Linked DNA regions of Homo sapiens: region 1 is linked to region 2. The links are chromatin loops, found by intact Hi-C in ENCODE. Cell type or tissue: mammary epithelial cell. All regions are shown on one strand. Links, peaks and the distances in the headings refer to the core of each region. The heading gives the core; the rest is flanking DNA.

Region 1 (10,623 bases), core at 1,061-9,060, 250 kb before region 2:
TTGTATATATATTTTTTACACAGAGGTAAAAAGGCTTATTATAAAAAAATCAATACAACAGGGTTTTTAGTATACAGGTAAAGAATGAATTATGCTTCAGGCACTTTAATTTGTTAATGTGAGCAAATAGCTTGGGGGGTCGGGGAGGCTTCTGGACAGAAAATCTTTTGGTTAATGTTTTGTTACCACAGATACAAAAATAAAATCTGAATAATTTCTCTCAAATGATTGACGTCAGTATGGCAAAGCTGACTGGGAAAATACTACACACTGTTCAGCTGCAGTGTGGCAATTAGAGACGTATTTACATAAATGTCCCCATGGCTGTCTTTGTGCCCTTAACCGATGCCTTCACAAACCAAAAAGTATACGTGGAGTAAGATCTGCTAGCGTAACTCTTAAAAGGGTGGAAAAGGACAAGGGGTGAAAGAAGAGAGAAACAGGTAACAACTAAATAGAGGTGACAAACAAAAAACAGCTGGGATATGTGCGTTCTTATTGAAATAAATAGGGGCACTTGAACTGAGGTCTAAGGAAACGAACATTAGTGTTGTGCTTTGTAGAGAAGAGACCCTAGAGAAAGACCCCAAGGAAGTGCCTCCGGGTCGGGGGAAGGTGGTCTCTCGACAGCACTGGAGGCTGGCTGAAGGTTTTCTAGATGTTCTCCAGGCATGGATGAGGTTCTCTTTTCTTCCATCAATCCAGATGGACAGCTCTCTGCTCCTTTTCCAAACTGGAAAGCCTAAACCAGTTACTCCAATGAATGAAGACGTCTACTAACTGACTCATAAGCACACTGGGTATTTACACCGGTAATCTACTAAAGAAAATCGATGAGCTTGTGGACGAGCTGGAAACAGCCCCATGAAGGTGAGCACAGCTAGCACTTTCCCAATATGATTGGCAGACTGGAAAAAAGTCCCTTTCCTTGAAGACTGGTGTCCTGTGTGCAATAAAGAAGGAGTGGGGAAAGGGAGTGGGGAGCAGGCCATGTCTTCTGCTGGCCGCTACCACAGAAAGATCGTGGCGGGAAGAACAGCCGGCGTCCGCAAGCCTGTCCCCGGTGGTCTCCACGAGGTTCTGATTGTACTATGCTAGGTATAGGTAACCACTCTTCACTTTTCTTCTTTCTTCAATAAGAAGATTTGGCTAATCCTTGCAACGTATTAGAAAAATACTCTTTTCCAGCTAATTAGAAGCCTCCTCCGTGGCAAGGCGACAGGCAGAACCAGTTGGCTGACCTAACCACCTGTGCACCCAAAGTGGCGAGTCTGGGTTTGGAGTTGCAGGAGAAAGACACTTAGGCATTGGAAGGGTTTTTACATATGGCCTTGTTTTTTCCCCAAGTATAAATGAGGAATTTGGTGATGTGAAATTGAGTCCAAAATGAAACGAAAACATAAACCCATGAAGAAAATGCAACCCACCACTCTTCAAATTTATGACATTTAAAAATCCCCTCTCCCCATTAATATAAAATAGCCAGGGGTTGGGGGGAAGAAGCTCCCTATGGTTTTATTCACCATAACCTTAGTGTTTCTCAACTGGAACTTGTTCGTGGGAACACTGATTTGTGTTTGAGGAAACTATTTGGTTTGCAAAACAACAAGCAAAATTTCTTACTTCACTAGTATCCTATTCTAATATTGCTAAATTTTTAGAAGTGGTGGCAACACAATTTAAAAAATGTTCTACTTTAGGGGTAATGGGGAGGCTCATAGAAACCTGAAATCCCCATTCTAGCCCTGGTCCAAGAGGATGCAATGCAGTTGAAGGAATTTTCCTGATTCTCACAAGTTAATCTGAAGTTAAGGCTCAATTCTCAGTCTATTACGGGTGAATGTTTTGCATCAGTGAATCATTTCAACAGATTTTGGGGGGGCAGAAAATGATGATGGGCTAAAGATAGAAACTGCAGCTTACATGGGAAATTTGGCTTTAGAAAAGTTAAAGCGATATTGTTTTGTGGTACAAGTTTGTTAACTAGCTCACCTCCTATACATAATAACTGACTGCAGGCTGAGATACTTCTGTCGGGTTTCATCATTCTCACATCCCATTTCCGCTGAACCAGATGCTTGCTAGCGACAGGCAAGGTGAACCAAGAGAAAGAGAGTCTTCGACGCTCTTGGAAAAATCAACTACAAAACCCACCGAAAATCAGCAGTTCCAATTGCAGACTCCTTTGAACTGGAAGAGGCGGGGGAGGAGGAAACAGGAAATCAACACATGGATGAGACAGTTAGCTTGGTTACAGATTGTTAATAGTACAGGAGTCTGTGGCGAAGGTTCCTTCCTCAGAACACTGTGCGAGCGTGTGTGTATGGATGTGGCTGCTGCAGTGTGGGCGGCAGGGGGAGTGGAGAGTCTACCCGGCAGCGTCCCTGGCTGGAATGGTGCCTCGAGGTACCAGGGAGCTGGGAGGCCGCTTGCCCTCCTCGCTCCTTGGAGTGGAAGGGAGCGGGGGAGAAGATGAGAGTATGTAAGAGACGAGTTCCCCTGTGGCTGCGGATGGAGGGAGAAGGGAGGGAAACTGAGTCACGCGGCCGCTTTGTGCTTCCCGCCACAGCACCTGCACATCACTCCGCAGTGGTAGCAGGCCCGAAGGGGCAGGTAACAGCACATACAGGGGGCCAGGAAAGACAAGGCAATAAGAGCCATCCACCGGAGGCAAAACTTCTCGTCGCTAGTATCGCACGAGCAAGGGTCTGTATAGTCTCCCTCGGGGTCCGACATACAGTGATAGAGCATGCTGTCCGCGCACCACATGCAGCTCACCCGGCGGATGCAAGTTCTCACGGAGTCGGGCGCGTCCTGGCAGTGGCCCCGGCGGTTCTCCTCGTGGTTGAACATGTCCCTGCAGTACACGCACCGCGAGCGCTCTCCGTCCTCCTTCCGCCGCCGCGACTTGCCCCGGGAGGGCTGCGTCTTGATCACGCTGCCCCCGCGGCCTTTGGGGTCCTCGCCTAGGCCAAAGTCTGAGGAGTCCACGTAGGGGTAGTTGTAGTCATGCTTGGGGACCTCGCCCTTGGCGAAGCGCACGTAGGAGGAGTCCGCGTCCTCCGAGGGGTCCGGGTACTTGCCCCTGACGGGTGCGTGCCGGTAATCCTCGTACCCCGTCATCCAGATCTTCTCCCGGGGGTTGATGCGCACGATCTCCTCGTCGTCGTCCGGGAAGCTCACCTGGCGGTAGGGCCTTGGCATCGGCTGTCCCGTAGGAGAGGAGACATTATTTTACAGCAGCGGCCAAAAAACAAACAAACAAAAAAACACCCCACCTTCTCCCTCCCTAGCCGTCCAAAATGCACCTTTCTCGATAACTCCATCACGATGCTCCGTGAAGAAACAGACCCTTCCTGAAATTACTGAATATCCTGTCGCCCAGTCAGAGATGTATTTCAAATAGAGTCTCAATCCATTAATGGGCCAGGAAATCAATTTCGTGGGTTGAGACCGGCAGTATTTTCCCTTTCTGGTGACGCACTGCCATACAGGCAGGGGAGTGTGCACATGGCAAGGGCACAGTGTGATGCGTTCTCAGGAGCATGGCACACTCAGATCAAGAGGCAGAACAGGACCTGTGCCCCAGAGTATCTTCCGCCTCCCTCAGGGATCTCCTAGCCCCAGTGTGAGGGCTACACTCACTTCTAAAGGCCTGCATTAGTTTTGCCTATTTTTGTATGGTATGTTCTCTTTTGTAAGGCTGGCTTTTTAAAAATTGAAATAGAATAAGGACACTGGAGTGCAATACATGTGAGAAGGTAAGTCCTGTTTTACGAAACTTCATTATCCATATGTGCACAATATGTCCACAAAGGATCACAATAGGAGATGCATTTCTCCCTGTGGGTGTCTCCTTCAAGAGACAGGGGACACTAGGAAACAGTAGCTCACCATGTCATCTGGTGAGATGCGGACAGGAGAAGGATAGAGTGAAGGCTCCGGAAACTGAAGTTTCACTCCTGCCAGGATCTCACAAATAGTGAGTGGCCAGACCAAGAGCCACACCCTCTAGAAACCTGCAAATCTAAGCTGCATTCTCCCTCAGGGTGGAAGAGGCTTTTCTCTGCAGTTAGTCCTGCTACAGGCTGCAACCCTGCCTTGTCCAGAGCAGCAGACACTGAATAAATATTTATTAATTACATGCATATAACCCTGGCTCACCCAGGGCCTCTCAGTGGAGGCAGAGAACTGAGACTTCTTGCTTTCGAAGTCCTTTGGGCATGAAGGTTTTTCAGGGGTTGAGGAACGTGGCTCTGGAGTGACTCACTGCAGTCAAATGCTGACATTTTCTAGCTAGTACCTAAGACTCAGGTTCCATTTCTGTCGAACTGCATAGGACTGTTTTGAGAATGAAGAGAAACAATCTACAGAGGGTGTCAGCTCACAGCCTTGCTCACAGGATGCACTTGATAACTCTCGCCATCACAGTCATTATCATATTGTTACGGACTTGATCATGCGCTTATTAGATTTACCCATCACTTCCTACCAGAGGGCAGGGCCATGTCCCACACATTTTACCTTAATTCCTGTCAAATTCTTGGTATCAGAGTTGCCTAGATTTTTGAAAATCATGATTTCAGAAGGATTTCAAAACAAATCTCGGAAACTGACACGGGCTTTACTAATTCTTTATTTTGGACAGTAAGGAAAGTAAAAAAGTTAATTTCCATCTACTGCTAGCATAATGTGATATTTATTTATTTATTTATTTTTTGAGATGGAGTCTTGCTCTGTTGCGATGACGCAATGGCGCAATCTTGGCTCACTGCAAGCTCCACCTCCTGGGTTCACGCCATTGTCCTGCTTCAGCCTCCCGAGTAGCTGGGACTACAGGCGCCCGCCACCACACCCAGCTAATTTTTTGTATTTTTAGTAGACACGGGGTTTCACCGTGTTAACCAGGATGGTCTCAATCTCCTGACCTTGTGATCCACCTGCCTCGGCCTCCCAAAGGGCTGGGATTACAGGCATGAGCCACTGCACCTGGCCAATAATGTGATTTTTAAATAGGACATTTTAATCCCAAAATATTAGGAAGCACAATCTAAAATAATTTTTTTAAAAAGAGTCAAATAAATCTAGTTTTATGTTTAAAAACAAAACAAAACAACTCACTGCCCTTTTTTCTCATTTCAAAGCAGCCTAGTGGCCACAGCACCCCACACAGGCACCAGTCCATGCCCCATGATTTGGGAACTTGCTCTGCAAAGCAGCCACTTGGTAAATATTTGTTGAACTACCGAATTCTGAGCTCCAGCTACATCCGCCTGAGCAAGACTGGGCCTGTAGCCTGTAAGGCTGGGGGCTCGAGCCAAGTGTGCAGCATTCCTTAGTCCTGATTGTGGCTCTGGGCTTCCACACAAAGCTGGGAGGCCCTTTGGACAGAGGAATGCAGGACGCAGTGTAGCCCCCTGGGTGAGAACAGGCTTGGATTTGAATCTCGTTCCATCAGATACTCCACCTCTCTAAGCCTCAGCTTCCTCATCGATAACCTGGGGAGGCTGAAGACTTGCCTTGTGGGGCAGTTTCTGAGGATTAAACCACATAAAGCATATAAAGGGTCTGGCAAGGTGTCTGGCACACAGAAAACACTGGATGAGGCTGAGGTGCCACCACCAATGCCACTTTCAATATGAAGTGGGGGTAAAGGCAGGAGCAGGAGAGGCCTGTGGTCATGGAATTTGGCTGAATAGGAGGGGAAAGAGGCCATTCCAGAATCAGAGGCACCACCCTGATGCCCTCAGAGGAACAGGGCTGCTGCTCACCTGATCGAGGTGATAGTGGTCTGTGGGGTATGAGTCGTGGAGGTGGCCCAGGGTATAAATCCTCCGGTGCTCACAGGATGTGGGAGAGGAGATTGTCCGAGTAGGTTGCTCTCTCTTCTGAGAGGAATTAGAAGAACTGTCTGTAGCTGTCTGTGTAGAGGGAGGTAACCAAGAGTCAATTTAAAAACAACAACAAAAACCCCACGCAGCAAACCCTGACATGCACTATTCAAATACTAGCTATTCCCTGGTTGTGGCAATTTGCTGCTCTTCCCAAAATCTTGAGTTTGTCTTGGCTACAACAGGAGGACCCCTGAATGGCCAGATTGTCTAAACACAATGTGGCTGGTTCAACAGGCAGAGAAGCCCAGCCACCAGACCCTGGAAAGGTAGGTTTTTCTTAAATGCGGGAATAGTGACTGGGTGCGGGGGGAAAGGCTGGATATACCAGGCTCCCCAAAGGTTTGTGTTCTAGTTTGATCAAGAATGGTTACCCTGGCCAGGCGCGGGGGCTCATGCCTGTAATCCCAGCACTTTGGGAGGCCAAGGCGGGCGGATCACCTGAGGTAAGGAGTTCAAGAGCAGCCTGGCCAATATGGCAAAACCCTGTCTCTACTAAAAATACAAAAATTAGGCAGGCATGGTGGCAGGTGCCTATAATCCCAGCTACTCGGGAGGCTGAAGCAGGAGAATTGTTTGAACCCGGGAAGCGGAGGCTGCAGTGAGCCAAGACTGAGCCACTGTACTCCAGCCTGGGTGACAGAGCAAGACTCCATCTCAAACAACAACAACAACAACAACAACAACAACAACAACAACAACAACAAAAACAAAACATAAATAAAAGAATGGTTATCCCATCTGTGGCCCTGGTTGTGAGGTGTTATGGCAAGCAGGGAAGACGCACACAGGCAAAAATGAAACCCACGTGTTTATATGGAGGGGGGAAATCTCCACCTGGGAGAGTCTCAGAGGTAAGGATACCGCTGGCTGGCGTATCTTGAGTACTGGATTTCCAAGAATAAATTTTGTATCTTTGGGGTTGGGAGCAAGACTTGGAGGTCACTTTAAACTGGAAGTGAGATGGATGACTGCATAGAAAAACAGAGGCCACCTCTGTGAAGGGGGAGTACAGAGCTGTTTTGCCCAGTAGAGATGTCAAGTTAAGACTGGAGTCTCCGTAACCATGTCTTTGGAAGGTGATTAGCTATCAGTGCGCACTGTACAAGCAGATCCCACAGGCACCCAGTATGCCACCTGATATGGTTTGGCTGTGTCCCCAACCAAAACTCATCATGAATTTGTGGGAGGGACCTGCTGGGAGGTAAGTGAATCATTGGGGCAAGTCTTTCCCGTGCTGTCCTCGGGATAGTGAATAAGTCTCAGATCTGATGGTTTTAAAAAGAGGTGTTCCCCTGCACAAGCTCTTTTTTTGCCTGCCACCATCCGCGTAAGATGTGACTTGCTCCTTCTTGCCTTCCGCCATGATTGTGAGGCCTCCCCAGCCATGCGGAACTGTAAGTCCAATTAAATCTCTTTCTTTTGAAAATTGCCCGGTCTCCGGTATGTCTTTATCAGCAGCGAGAAAATAGACTAATACTCCCACCTGAGACACAACGGAGCAGGCCAGGCGACCCCAGGTGGTGGTCATACTCCACAACCCTCTGGGCCCAGGGGCTATCCAGGGGCCTTGTTAGATGCAGCTGGCAACCATCTTTAAAACCAGGACCCCCAGAATCCCTACCCTTCCTTCTGCTTGCTTAGAGTGACATATCTCTCCACCCTCTACCATTCCCCAACTAAACAGATGAAAAGAAAAGGCTTTTTCTGATCTCTAGATGCTCTCTTTCTTGCAAATCTACAGGAACTTTCCTTTGGCTACTGTTTCTTACTTGTATATTCCCCTCATCTCATTTGCTTATATATATATTTTTAAATGTATTTATTTATGTATTTGGGACAGGATTTTGCTTTGTCACCCAAGCTGGAGTGCCGTGGCATGAACACAGCTCAAGTGATCCCCCTGCTTCAGCCTCCTGAGTAGCCGGGACAATAGGTGTGCACCACCACCCCTGGCTAATTTTTGTATTTTTTGTAGAGACGGGGGTCTTGCCAAGTTGCCCAGGCTGGTCTTGAACTCCTGGGCTCAAGTGATCCTCCTGCTTTGGCCTCCCAATATGCTGGGATTACTGCCATGAGCCACCATACCCTGACTTATCTATCACTTTACATGTTTTTGTTAGCTATCATAAATCATTTTAGGGACAAGGGCAAAACAAATAGACTTACAAAAGTTCTTTTTATCCTCCTCTCATTTATAAAGTAGTACATACTTAGAAAAAAAGCACTACAAGAATTTAGGAAAAACACACCCATATTTCCATTATGCAACATAAGCATTGTTAGTTTTTACACCTTGGTCCACATGTGCAGCATCCCTCTGGAGACCCAACCCTCCTGGATGTTTCTCTACTTGGGTTTGGTCTATGCCATGCATGGCTGATGCCTGCTTCTGATCCCCCAAGCCATGGTGACTAATTTCAATATGAACACACGGTGCTCTCCGAAGCAATATAGAGAGACTTTTGACAGAGCGGTCAGAAAAGCAGCTGTCTCCATTTCTGTAATCAAGATCTAAGGGTCCTATAAGCCTTGAATCCTGGCACGGGTGTGGGGAAAGGACTTGTCTGAGGATGGGAGCAAGAGAAGCCACCCTTAGTCCCTTTGAGCTGCTGGATCCAGCCAAGCCTGAATCCTGACCACTCGAGGATGTCCCAATGATGACACCAATTCTCTTTTGTGACTTAAGCCAGAATACACTGGGTTTGTCACTTGGGTGCACTTTCCCTTCACTATGGATTCCTTCCAAAGCAGTCCCACAGGCACCACACTCCTGGCTTCTCTCTACCCCTTACTCCTCCCCAGGTTCCCTCCTCTTCCTCACAAACAACTCTTCTTGGTGTCATATGTGTGAGTGCTTATGGTGTGCCAGGCCCTGAGCTACTTGTGGACACGGTTCCTCAGCATGGCCAGCAGGTCACAGGTAAAACACTATCTCCATGTCACACACTGGCACTAAGGGACTCTGAGAGATGGTGAATCCAGGCCATGGCAGCACAGTCACTGGCAGAGCTGGGACTGAAATGCAGCCTCCCTGACCACAAAGCCCAGGGAGATTTCTAATAGGCCCCACACACTGCTGCCTCTCACAGCCAGGTAAGTCCACTTCCAGCTCCTATGCTAAGAGGTATTTTGTTGAGATTAACACAAAACACAACTTCTCCAAGTCACAAGGTACACCCTGCTGTATACAAACCCAGGAGATGAGGAGATGATGTCTCACAGTACAAAGGTTACTACAGATCTCAATAAATACCTCTCAAATGAGTAATCAGGGCCTTTCAGTGTGATTCAAATCTCAAGAGTTAAATTCTTATCCAACAGCCACGTTACAGTCATCTATTAGGTTAGAAGTTAGCCTTGTGTTGAACATTGTAATAAGCTCTCAGTACTTAGTTCTCAGAAGCCCATTTAACACACCACGGTCACCACTGTGTTAGTCATCTGTTCACCCTAACTCAGCCTATTTTCTGTGACCCACTTTTGGGTTAACAATGTGTAGAAAGTCCTTCTGAGAAATGAGGCACATCCGGCTTTTCCTAGGACTCATTAGTCGATCAGAAATGCTACCTTCCGATATTCCCATCCCACCTCCCCAGCCCTCTCTCCCTGCACAGTCCAGTGCAAAGCTCCCCAGACATTTGTCAGAGGATGTGAGACTGAGAAAGGCCTTATCTGATGACGAATTTCTACAGTGAAGCAAGAAGGCCAGAAGACCTCGAGAGGCATGTCCACAGTCTACTGCCTCCTGAGGGCAGAGCTGAGGTTGCGTCCTAGCCGAGCCTGCAGTCTTCCAGGCCCAGCTGTTCAGGGTTGTCTGAACTCCCAGAAGATTCCATTGGAAGCCAAGGCTATTTCAGATGGATACTAACAGATGATTCTTACAAAGCAGCTAGTGTGACCTACAAACAAAAGGAATGTACTACCAGGGCATCTCCAAGAAAGGCAAAGGGGAAAAAAAATCTCCTTTTACCCTCATGCACCTCTGAACTGGCTCTCCTATAACTCTGCCCTGGTTTCCGTGGGCTGCAGAAAAGCAGCCCACCTGAGGTATGCACATACCTAATACACAAGCAAGATTCTTAAACATCTCTCTGTTATTTCTGTGCACAAGCTACTGACACCTACCAACCTACCAATCTGAAAGCTGTCACCTTCAATGAAAAAGTTGGCAATCACATGCTCCCAACTGTATCTACACTCCCCTTGCTCTCCAGTGGGGGTCTAAGAACTGTTAGGGCTTTGAAGAACAAAAGCAGAGGTCCCCTGTGACTACTCTGTGCTCGGGGACTTCAGGCTCCTAGAAGGCATGACTGCAGCATCCTGAGAGAGCAGGTCAGAGTGGGCGTTTAATGTCTCCTGCTGTGGACACTGAGGCTGGCATTGCCATCTGGCCCCAGCTGACACTGGGAGGTCTTGTGCACTATGATGCAGGGAGCACAGCCCTTGCCACCTGCAAATGTACCCTCTAAAAACACTCTTGCCTTTGGGTTTGACTCTGACTCAATGTCAATGCCTGTTGCTAAAAAGATGTCCAGCTGGGTGCAGCTGCTCATGCCTGTAATCCCAGCGCTTTGGGAGGCTGAGGTAGGAGGATCGCTTGAAGTCAAGAGTTCGAGACCAGCCTGGGCAACAAATCAAGACCCTGTCTAAAAAAAAAAAAAAAAAAAAAAAAAAGATGTCCAATTAAGAAGTGTGCAACCTAATATGAGGCACTGAACAACAGAAACGA
Region 2 (10,623 bases), core at 1,362-9,361:
ACTCATTCTACCTATTCATTTAGTGAAGAATCATTTATTGGCTAGGAGTGGTGGGAGGCAGAGGTGGGTGGATCACAAGGTCAGGAGTTCAAGACCAGCCTGGCCAAGATGGTGAAACCCCGTCTTTACTAAAAATACAAAAATTAGCCAGGCGTGGTGGCAGGCACCTGTAATTCCAGCTACTTGGCAGCCTGAGGCAGGAGAATTGCTTGAACCCCGGGGGTGGGGAGGTTGCAGCGAGCAGAGATCATGCACTCCAGCCTGGGTGACAGAGTGAGACTCCGTCTCAGAATCATTTATTGAGCGTCTTCCATACACTAGAGAGTAGGGTTGGTAAAATGGATTAAAAGAAAAAAGAATGCCATGAGGCTACCCAAACTGTTAGTAGAATCTTAGGTTTTATATACAGAACTATAGCATCTGGCAAATGGGAGTTGATAGAACTGCAGTATTCACGGATTGAGCAGTGTGTTGAGTCCTTAAGCACCGCATTTGAAAAGATGGCTGCGACTGTACTGGATGGTGATGAGGCGTATGAGCAATGGAACCAGGGACATTTGGGTTAGAAAACAGAAACTCAGGGAAGGCGTCAGTGCAGTTTTTAGTTATCTCAAGGTTTCATCCCGTGGAAGAAAGAAAACTTGGTGCTTTGTTATGTTCAGTTCCTGGGGATATATGTTATGGAACAGGGGAATGGATTTCAGATCAATGCAAGGGAAGACCTATCAGTCTCCCCTGCTCAAGGCCCAGGAGACATTTAAGCTTTAAATGTATATGTATATATATATAGTAACAATTCATACTATGTAGTGTGTGTGTGTGTATATATTGTGTGTATATATACATGGTGTGTGTATATATAGTGTATATAGAATGAATTGTATATATTGCATATATATTGTATATATACTTTCTATATATATGACAATAAATTGTATGGTTTCGCCACCTGTGGGCCTGACAGGGCAGGGGTGAGGGTGGAGAGCTGTGGAATGTTGTATTAACCACACTTAGCCCTAAGAAGCAAACTGGTACATCTGTTTGTTTTGGAAGTGGGGAAATAGAATTAAAGCCATGGAGGATAATCTTCATACTTGATTACTTTCTTTTTTATTGCTCTCTCCTCCCTCTCTGCCTCCCTGTTGTGGATTTGGGACCTTGAAGACTCTTTAAAACGGCCGCTGCTTTCAGGCAGCTGCTGTCTTGGCTCCTCCTGCCTACTTAGGTCTTCCCTTCTCAGGGAGCAGGAGCCTGAGGTCCCACCAGCACCAGGGCTGGGCCACAGCCAGCTTAGCCATGGTGGAAAATACGGCCTTTTCAGGACATATATGCCTGAGCAATTTAAGAGAATACACATACACATACACACACACACGTTGTATTAGTCCATTCTCACACTGCTATAAAGAACTACCTGAGACTGGGTAATTTATAAATAAAAGAGGTTTAATTGGCTCATGGTTTTGCAGGCTGTACAGGAAGCATGGCTGGGGAGGCCTCAGGAAACTTACAATCATGGTGGAAGGTGAAGGGAAAGCAGGTACGTCTTACATGGCTGGAGCAGAAGGAAGAGAGAGAGGAGTAAGGTACCACACACTTTTAAACAACCAGATCTCATGAGAACTCACTCACTATCATGAGAACAGCAAGGGGGAAGTCTGCCTCCGTGATCCAATCACCTCCCACCAGACCTCACCTCCAACACTGGAGATCATAATTTGACATGAGATTTGGGTGGGGGCACAAATCCAAACCATATCACATATAATGTGAAGAGCAAACACTTTTGAAATTAGAGGAAAATGTGTAAGAATTTGTCAATCACTAGTCCCTGCACAGTAATCCCAAGAAACTGAAAACAAAAGGACTTCCCTTGAAATGACAGTTTCCACTTAAAAGATCAAAGAACATTAAAAGCATCAATCAACAAACATTTATTGAACATTCTAGATAATCCTTAAAATCCTTGCAGAGTGACTACCCAGGAGCTTTTACCCAAGTTCACTAAAAAATTCAAAGGGCTCCCTCCACCCTAGAATGCCTCCGGCCTGGAGGCTGCTTTCTATTTTTGCAGCATGAGTGGATTATCTGGGTTACTGTGGTGACCTTCTGTGGTCCCCACACAGCTCTCTTCCCGCTGGTGTAACTGGGCCAAGGTGGCAGCCAATGCCTGGGCAAGGTGTGGGCAATAGGCCAGACTGGGATGCTCTGCAGAGCTCCTGCGCATTTGCCTGGTGGCTGGGGAGTAAGTTCAAAAAGGAGCAGGCAGTCATGAGTATGACTTCCACCTCTGACACCTATCTTTGGGAGCCACCCAGCTCACTCTGCAGCAGTGACCCAGGCATGGATATTGTGACTGCCCTTCCCAGATTGAGTAACTAGATGGGAACAGGTAGTTCAAGCTGGCACCTTGCTCACACCTAAGGTGGTGTTATAGCTGGGTCATTTCCCGAAAGCTACTGGAAAGGGTATTCTGTAAGAATTATGTCGTCTGGGCTTGGCATGGTGGCTCACACCTGTAATCCCAGCACTTTGGGAGGCCGAGGCAGGCGGATCACGAGGTCAGGAGATCAAGACCATTCTGGCTAACATGGTGAAACCCCGTCTCTACTAAAAATACAAAAAATTAGCCAGCATGGTGGCGGGTGCCTGTAGTCCCAGCTGCTAGGGAGGCTGAGGCAGAAGAATCACTTGAACCCGGGAGGCAGAGGTTGCAGTGAGCCGAGATCACGCCACTGTACACCAGCCTGGGCGACAGAGTGAGGAAAAAAAAAAAAAAAAAAGAAACAAAAATAGAAATCTGGGCTCAATCAAGTAAGAATTTAGTTGCCTACAACATTGCTCCATTTCCTTTCCAGGTGATGGCAGCAGTGTGGGGCAGTGGGAAGGGCTGAGTCGGAAGTCAGGGCTCCTGGGTTCTACTTCTGGTTCTGCTGGTCACTAGCTCTGGCCCCTTATATGCGTTTTTTGACCTCTTGGGCTTCATTTCTCTGTTGATGGAAGAGACGCCCATCAGATGATTGCTGAAGGCCCATCCTGCTCTAAGACCTGATGACACCTAAAGGAATGATGCCTAATGTCCTGACACTCACAAGTTACAAATAGCACTCCAAACCGGAGGACACAGTAAGAGCTACATTCATGGGTTTAACTGGTCTCTAAGAGCAGTTTAAATACCTGGGTAACCAGTCCCCATTACCCGCTCCCCAGTTACACCCTCTGATGGTTCCATTCACTTCTTTTCAGAGACCCTGACTGAGAAAGTGGGGGGCTTCAGGATGAGAACACCCCGTCCCATAAGGGAGACCCCTCTGCTGTCCCTGGGATCCCAATACCACTGAGCCTGGCCATCAGTGTCATCAACATCAGGCCCTGCTTCTCTGGGGTGCTGCTTCTCCTGCAACCTCGGCGCACTGAGCGTGTGTCTGGAGGTTCTCTGGGCAGCACCTGCAGCAGAGCTGGCCATGGCAGCCTCCCTTGGGTTTGCATGTGCTCTTCCTGACCAGATTGGTGAGGATACAGGCCTGCCAGCCTCCACCAAGGCCAGTATTGGTGTTGACAGACCAACCTGCAGCCTCCTCTTTCTGGGCGGCAGAACATAGGGTCCTCAGGCAAAATGCTCTCCTATACACTCCCCTGAACTCCCCAGTAGCCTGTGCCCTCCAGCTGGGGGGCACTGGGACTGCCATGGCCTCTTTATGCCCCCAGGGTACAGCCTCTGCTCAGATGCATTAGGGTAAGGCCCCAGCCCATTGCTTATGGGACCAGAGGCATCACACACAAGGGAAGCCGGCTGGGAGTGCGTATTAAGGCTATAGCCACAGCTGCGATGAATAGCCTGTAAAAGGGGCTCCAGCGTTGGGAGACAGTGGAGAGTGGAGGACAGTGGAGGGAGAGTGGGGGACTGTGGAGGGCACATGCCCAGCTGCAAAGGGACAGCCATGACTCGGCTCTGGCCAGAAAGTAAACACAATGGAGCCAGAGAGCTGATTTCTCAAGAGAAGCAATGATCTGGATTTTTTTTTTTTTAAGGTGGAATTCTTCTCTTGATCTTTAAATGCTGGCAATGATTTCAAACTTTAGAAACTCTGCATGGGCCAATACTGTATCAGACAAACTGAACACATCTGTGAGTCCCATTTGCTGGAGGGCCTCTGTATCTAGCCTCCTTGGCAAGGGCTGCTCAAGCCAAGAGCTGTCGTCTTGTCGACAGACAGACAGACAGACTCACGGATTGACAGATGCTTTTGGGCCTTGTTTCCCCTGGTTGCCCAGCAGAAAGCTGTTGTTCCCCATGTGACCTGAGCCAGGGCTCTGGCTAAACCCTTGGGAACTAGTGTGTGGACCAGATACGGGGTCCCTGAACTTGGACTAGATTGGAAGTTGGCCAAAATGACACCTCTGCTCCACCACCCTCTTCCTTTTCTTTTGAGGCAGGATCTCACTCTGGTTCCCCAGGCTGGAGTGCAGTGCCACGATCATGGCTCACTGCAGCCTCGACTTCCTGGGTTCAGGTGATCTTCCCACCTCAGCCTCCCCAGTAGCTGGGACTACAGGTGAACAGTACCATGCCCAGCTTATTATTTTTTTTTCTTTCTTTTTTTCAGTAGAGACAGGATTTCACCCTGTTGCCCAGGCTGGTCTTGAGGCCGCTCTTGGGCTTAAGTGATCCACTGCCTTGGCCTCCCAAAGTGCTGGAGTTACAGGTGTGAGCCACCGGTGCCTGGCCCGTCCTCTCCATTTTCTTGGCCTTTGCTTTGAGTTCCTGCTGGTCCTCATGTAGCCTGTTTCCTACTTCCTCATGGCAACTGGATGTTGGTAACTGATAAACCCGAAGATTTTCCCTTTCTTGGCTGTTTGCTTTATAATGAAGGGTTCTGAAGCCCAGAAATCACTAAAGAAGTTTATGGCTAGGGTGCAGCTTTCTGGGCTGGGCCTGCGCCAGGCTGGAGCTGCTGTCCACAGGCACTGCACTTGGTCCACTGTGTGCTTCACTGGCATAGAAGGGCCTGAACCTTGCCAGGCTTTCTCCCTCCCCCTGGACGGTAGCCGAGGGCAGACCTCATCTCTGGGGACCCAGACTCACAATCTGCCGCCTTGCTAGGGAGGCGACCAAGGCCTGCTCTCAGATCTGGTTGAACTGCTGGAACCGCTCCTTCCTTCCACGCACCCTGAGGGGAGGCCCCTGGGATGCTGGTCAGCGTGATTAAACTCAGTCTCTTTCCTCACTGGTCCAGGTGGCCACAGGCTTGTGCGGCTAGTGAAGTCTGCGCTGTAAAGATGCCCACGCTGCTGTCTCTGGCAGAGCTCACTTGGCTGGAGTGGGAGGGCAGTAGACAGGGCATGAAGGAGGAAAAGAGTGGGAAAGAAGGGCAAAAAAGGGCAAAAACTTGCTTCTGTATTTCTCGGCTTCTGTGAAACTCACTTGGCTGGTATGAAAATTCAGAAGAAAATTTTCAGAGGAACTTTTCACAGGGTATATTTCATTTGCCATGAAAACACTCAGTTGAGTGTGTGCATGTGTGTGCTTGAGTTGCTGAGAGGAGATATTGTGTGGCTTATATTTTAGATTTCGTGAAAGGTATTTAGCCACACACTCATTATAGCATGTGGCAGCTTGAAGTTCAAGTTAGCTTGCTGTGTTGTTGGTGTTTTTGAACCAGTGGGGGAATTACTGTTACTCTGGGATTTTTTTGGGTGGCAATTTAGATACAGTCCTGCCAGGAGAAGCTCTGGGAAATTTCTCTTTTTCTCAGGGTGTCCTGGGGCTGTTTTGGTTTGTTTTTGGGGTGCGGTGCCCTCTCTTCTCAGCAAATCCTTACCAAAGGGCTCAGCATGACTTTTCTGATAAAGCTGGAATCCCTGCGGGCTGCTTGCTCAGATGGATTTGGGCACCCCGGGGAAGGTGTTCTTTTGTTCCGCTGGCAGATGGGCGTGTTCAGTGCTGGTCTGGACATGTGATTCCGGCTGTGGTTTGGGGCTGAGACTGTCTTAGCTCTGACTTCGGAAGAAGATCCTGAGCTTGTCGGGGTCTTGGCACAGGGTCCTGAAAGCCGTATATGGATCAAGACATGGAAGAGAAGTGGGTTTGGGATTGGTGGGTGGGAGCTCTTCCTCACAGGGGCTCCTTTCTCGCTCGGCTTGCTTGGTTGTACTCACACCACTCTGGACTCCTGGTGAGGTCCTAAGTGGTTCATCTTCAACAAAAATGCCAGTTGAGACGCGGCAGAAAGATTTTAAAGGAGAGTCCTGGGGGCTGAGTTGACTCTAGCTAGGCACTGTGGTACCTTCCAGTTTCTTTCCATCTGTGCCTCTGGACAGCTGGGGTCAACCCCATGTACATAGGGTCGGTGGTTGCCCAGGAATAGTGAGGGGGGTGCAGGAAAGGGGGTGCTAGACTTCATGGTTTAGCTGAATTTTAAATGTTAACTAATTTAGATTTGAATAGCCATATGTGTCTAGTGGCTATTAGAGAGCGCAGTTCTAGAGGCTCCTTGTAGGTGGGGTTCCACGAGCACGAATGTGTGATAGCCTGTTGACTGTGAGTCATGCTTCCCAGGCAACATCATAACTTAACCCTACAGAGAGAGGGAGCCTCGGCCGGGCGCGGTGGCTCACGCCTGTAATCCCAGCACTTTGGAAGGCCGAGGTGGGCGGATCACGAGGTCAGGAGATCGAGACCATCCTGGCTAACACAGTGAAACCCCATCTCTAGTAAAAATACAAAAAAAAAAAATTAGCCGGGAGTGGTGGCGGGTGCCTGTAGTCCCAGCTACTCGGGAAGCTGAGGCAGGAGAATGGTGTGAACCCGGGAGGTGGAGCTTGCAGTGAGCCAAGGTCGCCCCACTGCACTCCAGCCTGGGCGACAGAGGAGACTCCATCTCAAAGAGAGAGGGAGACTCCAGAAGGCTCTTAAAGAGTGGCTTTGGGGGTGGGATTTGCAGACACCCTGATGGGCATTTTTTTCTTTCTTTTGGTTGTAGGTGGGGACTTTCGGCAACCCCCAGGTCACGATTCTTCAGCCCACAGCTCTCACATGGTGACATGTTCCTAGGATATGGGGATAACTCCTATGGAGTCATCCAATATTCTACAGAACTCTGGGATAGTCCTAGTGCAATATGTTTTGTCTTAGAATGAAGAGTTTGGGGGTTGGGAGTGGGAATGGAGATAAGAAAGGTTTTCCTTTTCATTTATAGCCTCCACTATGGCTTAAAATTTTGATTGCGTACCTGTGTAACTTTTATCTTAAAAAATACATAAGTACATAAAATTATTATAGGCCTTTTCTCTCTCTCTTTTTTTCCAGCTTTTATTTTAGACTCAAGGGTTACATGCATGGGTTTGTTACATGGGTAAGTTACGTGGTCACAGATAATTTTGTCACCCAGGTAATCAGTATAGTACTTGATAGGTAGTTCTTCAATCCTCACCATCCTTCCACCCTCCACCCTCAAATAGGCCCCTGTGTCTATTGCTCCCTTTTTTTTTTTTTTGAGACAGAGTTTCACTCGTTTCCCAGGCTGAAGAGTGCAATGGTGCGATCTTGGCTCACCACAACCTCTGCCTCCCGGGTTCAAGTGATTCTCCTGCCTCAGCCTCCCGAGTAGCTGGGATTACAGGCATGTGCCACCACGCCTGGCCAATTTTGTATTTTTAGTGGAGATGGGGTTTCTCCATGTTGGTCAGGCTGGTCTCGAACTTCCGACCTCAGGTGATCTGCCTGCCTCGGCCTCCCAAAGTGCTGGGATTACAGGCATGAGCCACTGTGCCTGGCCTTATTGCTCCTTTCTTTGAGTCCATGTGTACTTGATGTTTAGCTCCCACTTGTATGTGAGAACATGTGGCATTTGGTTTTCTGTTCCTGTGTTAATTTGCTTAGGATAATGGCCTGCAGCTCCACCCATGTGCTGCAAAGGCCATGATCTCATTTTTAAAAAAATACCTGTATAGCATTCCATGGTGTGTATGTACCACATTCTTTTAATCCAGCCTACCATTGATGGGCATTTATGTTGATTTCATGTCTTTGCTGTTGTGAATAGTGCTGTAATGAACATACATGTACTTGTGTCTTTATGGTAGAACCATTTATATTCCTTTGGGTATATACCCAGTAATGAGATTGCTGGATCAAATGATAGTTCTATTTTAAGTTCTTTGAGAAATCTCCAGACTGCTTTTCACAGTGGCTGAACTAATTTACATTCCCACCAGCAGTGTATAAGCATTCCTTTTTCTCTACAACCTTGCCAGCATCTGTTATTTTTTGACTTTTTACTAATAGCCATTCAACTGGTGTGAGATAGTATCTCGTTGTGGTTTTGATTTGCGTTTCTCTCATGATTAGTGATATTGAGCATTTTTTCTTATATGCTTGTTGGCTGCGTGAGTGTCTTTTTATGAGAAGTATCTGTTCATGTCCATTTTTTAATGGGGTTGATTTTCGCCTGTTTATTTGAGTTCCTTATAGATTCTTGATATTAGACCTTTGTCAAATGTATAGTTTGCAAATATTTCTCCCATTCTGTAGGTTGTCTGTTTACTCTGTTGACAGTTTATTTGTTTATTTTTTTGAGACAGAGTTTTGCTCTTTCACCCAGGCTGGAGTGAAATGGTGCGATATCTGCTCACTGCAACCTCCACCTCCCGGGTTCAAGCGATTCTCCTGCCTCAGCCTCCTGAGTAGCTGGGATTACAGGCACCTGTCACCATGCCTGGCTAATTTTTGTATTTTTAGTAGAGACAGGGTTACACCATGTTGGCCAGGCTAGTCTCAAACTCCTGACCTCAGGTGATCCACCCTCCTCGGCCTCCCAAAGTGCTGGGATTACAGGCATGAGCCATTGTGCCCAGTGATTCATTCTATTCTTTTCTTTTCCTCTTTCTTTCTTCCTTCCTTTCTTTCTCTTTCTTCTTTCTTTTCTTTTCTTTTCTTTCTTTCTTCCTTCCTTCCTTTCCTTCCTTCCTTCCTTCCCTCTTTTCTTTTCTTTCTTTTTTCCTTTCTTTTCTCTCTCTCTCTCTTTCACTCTCTCCTGTTGAGACGGAGTCTCGCTCTGTTGCCCAGGCTGGAGTGCAGTGGTGCGGTCTCTGCTCACTGCAACCTTCGCCTCCCGGGTTCGAGCAATTCTCTTGCCTCAGCTTCCTGAGTAGCTGGGATTACAGGCAGGCACCCCATGCCTGGCCAATTTTTGTATTTTTAGTAGAGATGGGGTTTCACAATGTTGGTCAGGCTGGTCTTGAACTCCTGACCCTGTGATCCGCCCGCCTCGGCTTCCCAAAGTGGTGGGATTATAGGCGTGAGCCACTGCGCCCGGCTGATAGTTTCTTTTGCTTTTCAGAGACTGTTTAGTTTAATTAGGTCCCACTTGTCAATTTTTTTTTTTTTTTGTTACTGTTTTTGGAGGCTTCATAATGAAGTCTTTGCCTGGGTCAATGTCCAGAATGTTATTTCCTAGATTTTCTTCCTGGGTTTTTATAGTTTTAAGTTTTACATTTAAGTCTTTAATCCATCTTGAGTTGATTTTTGTACATGGTGTAAGGAAAGGGTCCAGTTTCAATCTTCTGCATATGGCTAGCCAGTTATCCCAGCACTATTTATCGAATAGAGAGACCTTTTCCTGTTCCTTGTTTTTGTCAGTTTTGTCAAAGATCAGATAGTTGTAGATGTGTGGCTTTATTTCTGTGTTCTCTAACTGTTCCATTGGTCTATGTGTGTTTTTGTATCAGTACCATGTGGTTTTGGTTACTGTATCCTTATAGCATAGTTTAAAGTTGGGTAGTGTGATGCCTCCAGCTATGTTCATTTTGCTTGGGATTGTTTTGGCTATTCAGGCCCTTTTTTGGTTCCAAATGAATTTTAGAATGTTTCTTTTTCTAATTCTGTGAAAAATGTCATTGGTAGTTTGATAGGAATATCATTGAATCTGTAGATAGCTTTGGACAGTATGTCTATTTTAACAATATTGATTCTTCCTATTCATGAACATGGAATGTTTTTCCATTTGTTTGTGTTATCTCTGAGTTTTTTCAGCAGTGTTTTATAATTCTCCCTGTAGAGATCTCTCACCTCTCTGGTTAGCTATATTCCTAGGTACCTTATTTTTGTGTGTGGCTATTGTGAATGGGATTGCAGTCTTGATTTGGCTCTCAGCTTGGATGCTATTGGTGTATAGAAGTGCTACTGATTTTTGTACATTAATTTTGTATCCTGAAACTTTGCTGAAATTGTTTATCAGATCAATGAACCTTTGGGCAGAGACTATGGGGTTTTCAAGGTATAGAATCGAATTGTCTGGGCCAGGTGCAGTGGCTCATGCCTGTAATCCCAGCACTTTGGAAGGCTGAGGCAGGTGGATCACCTAAGGTTAGCAGTTCAAGACCAGCCTGGCCAACATGGTGAAACTCCATCTCTACTAAAAATAGAAAAATATTAGCCGGGCGTGGCGGTGCTCACCTATAATCCCAGCTACTTGGGAGGCCGAGGCAGGAGAATTGCTTGAACCCGGGAGGCGGAGGTTGCGGTGAGCCGAGATCACACCATTGCACAGCCTGGGCAACAAAAGTAAAACTCTGTCTCTTAAAAAAAGCAAAGAAAAGAAAAGAAAAGAAAAAAATCATATT

The links. Peaks named below come from ENCODE experiments on the same cell type or tissue, not always from the same donor. Only the 100,000 strongest peaks of a DNase experiment are listed, where the experiment ranks them.
Region 1: a loop joins it to region 2, with 3 times the contacts of the local background. A loop is called at or near these places in 4 of 110 quality-filtered maps.

What each region holds. Positions count from the first base shown.
Region 1 is chr2:65,310,963-65,321,585 of GRCh38, forward strand. It overlaps SPRED2 (sprouty related EVH1 domain containing 2), which reads right to left. Exons shown (of 6, transcript NM_181784.3): 5 at 5,772-5,921; 6 at 1-3,207. The coding sequence ends at 2,539. Among named protein-coding and RNA genes, the nearest start is that of ACTR2, 88 kb to the left of the region's middle. In mammary epithelial cell, for the core only: a CTCF peak has its summit at 5,177; a DNase peak (open chromatin) is centred at 5,309; H3K27ac peaks cover 2,529 bases.
Region 2 is chr2:65,560,909-65,571,531 of GRCh38, forward strand. No RefSeq gene overlaps it. Among named protein-coding and RNA genes, the nearest start is that of LINC03050, 36 kb to the right of the region's middle. In mammary epithelial cell, for the core only: no CTCF peak of the experiment used is centred there; DNase peaks (open chromatin) are centred at 5,923 and 6,533; H3K4me3 peaks cover 1,010 bases; H3K27ac peaks cover 2,027 bases.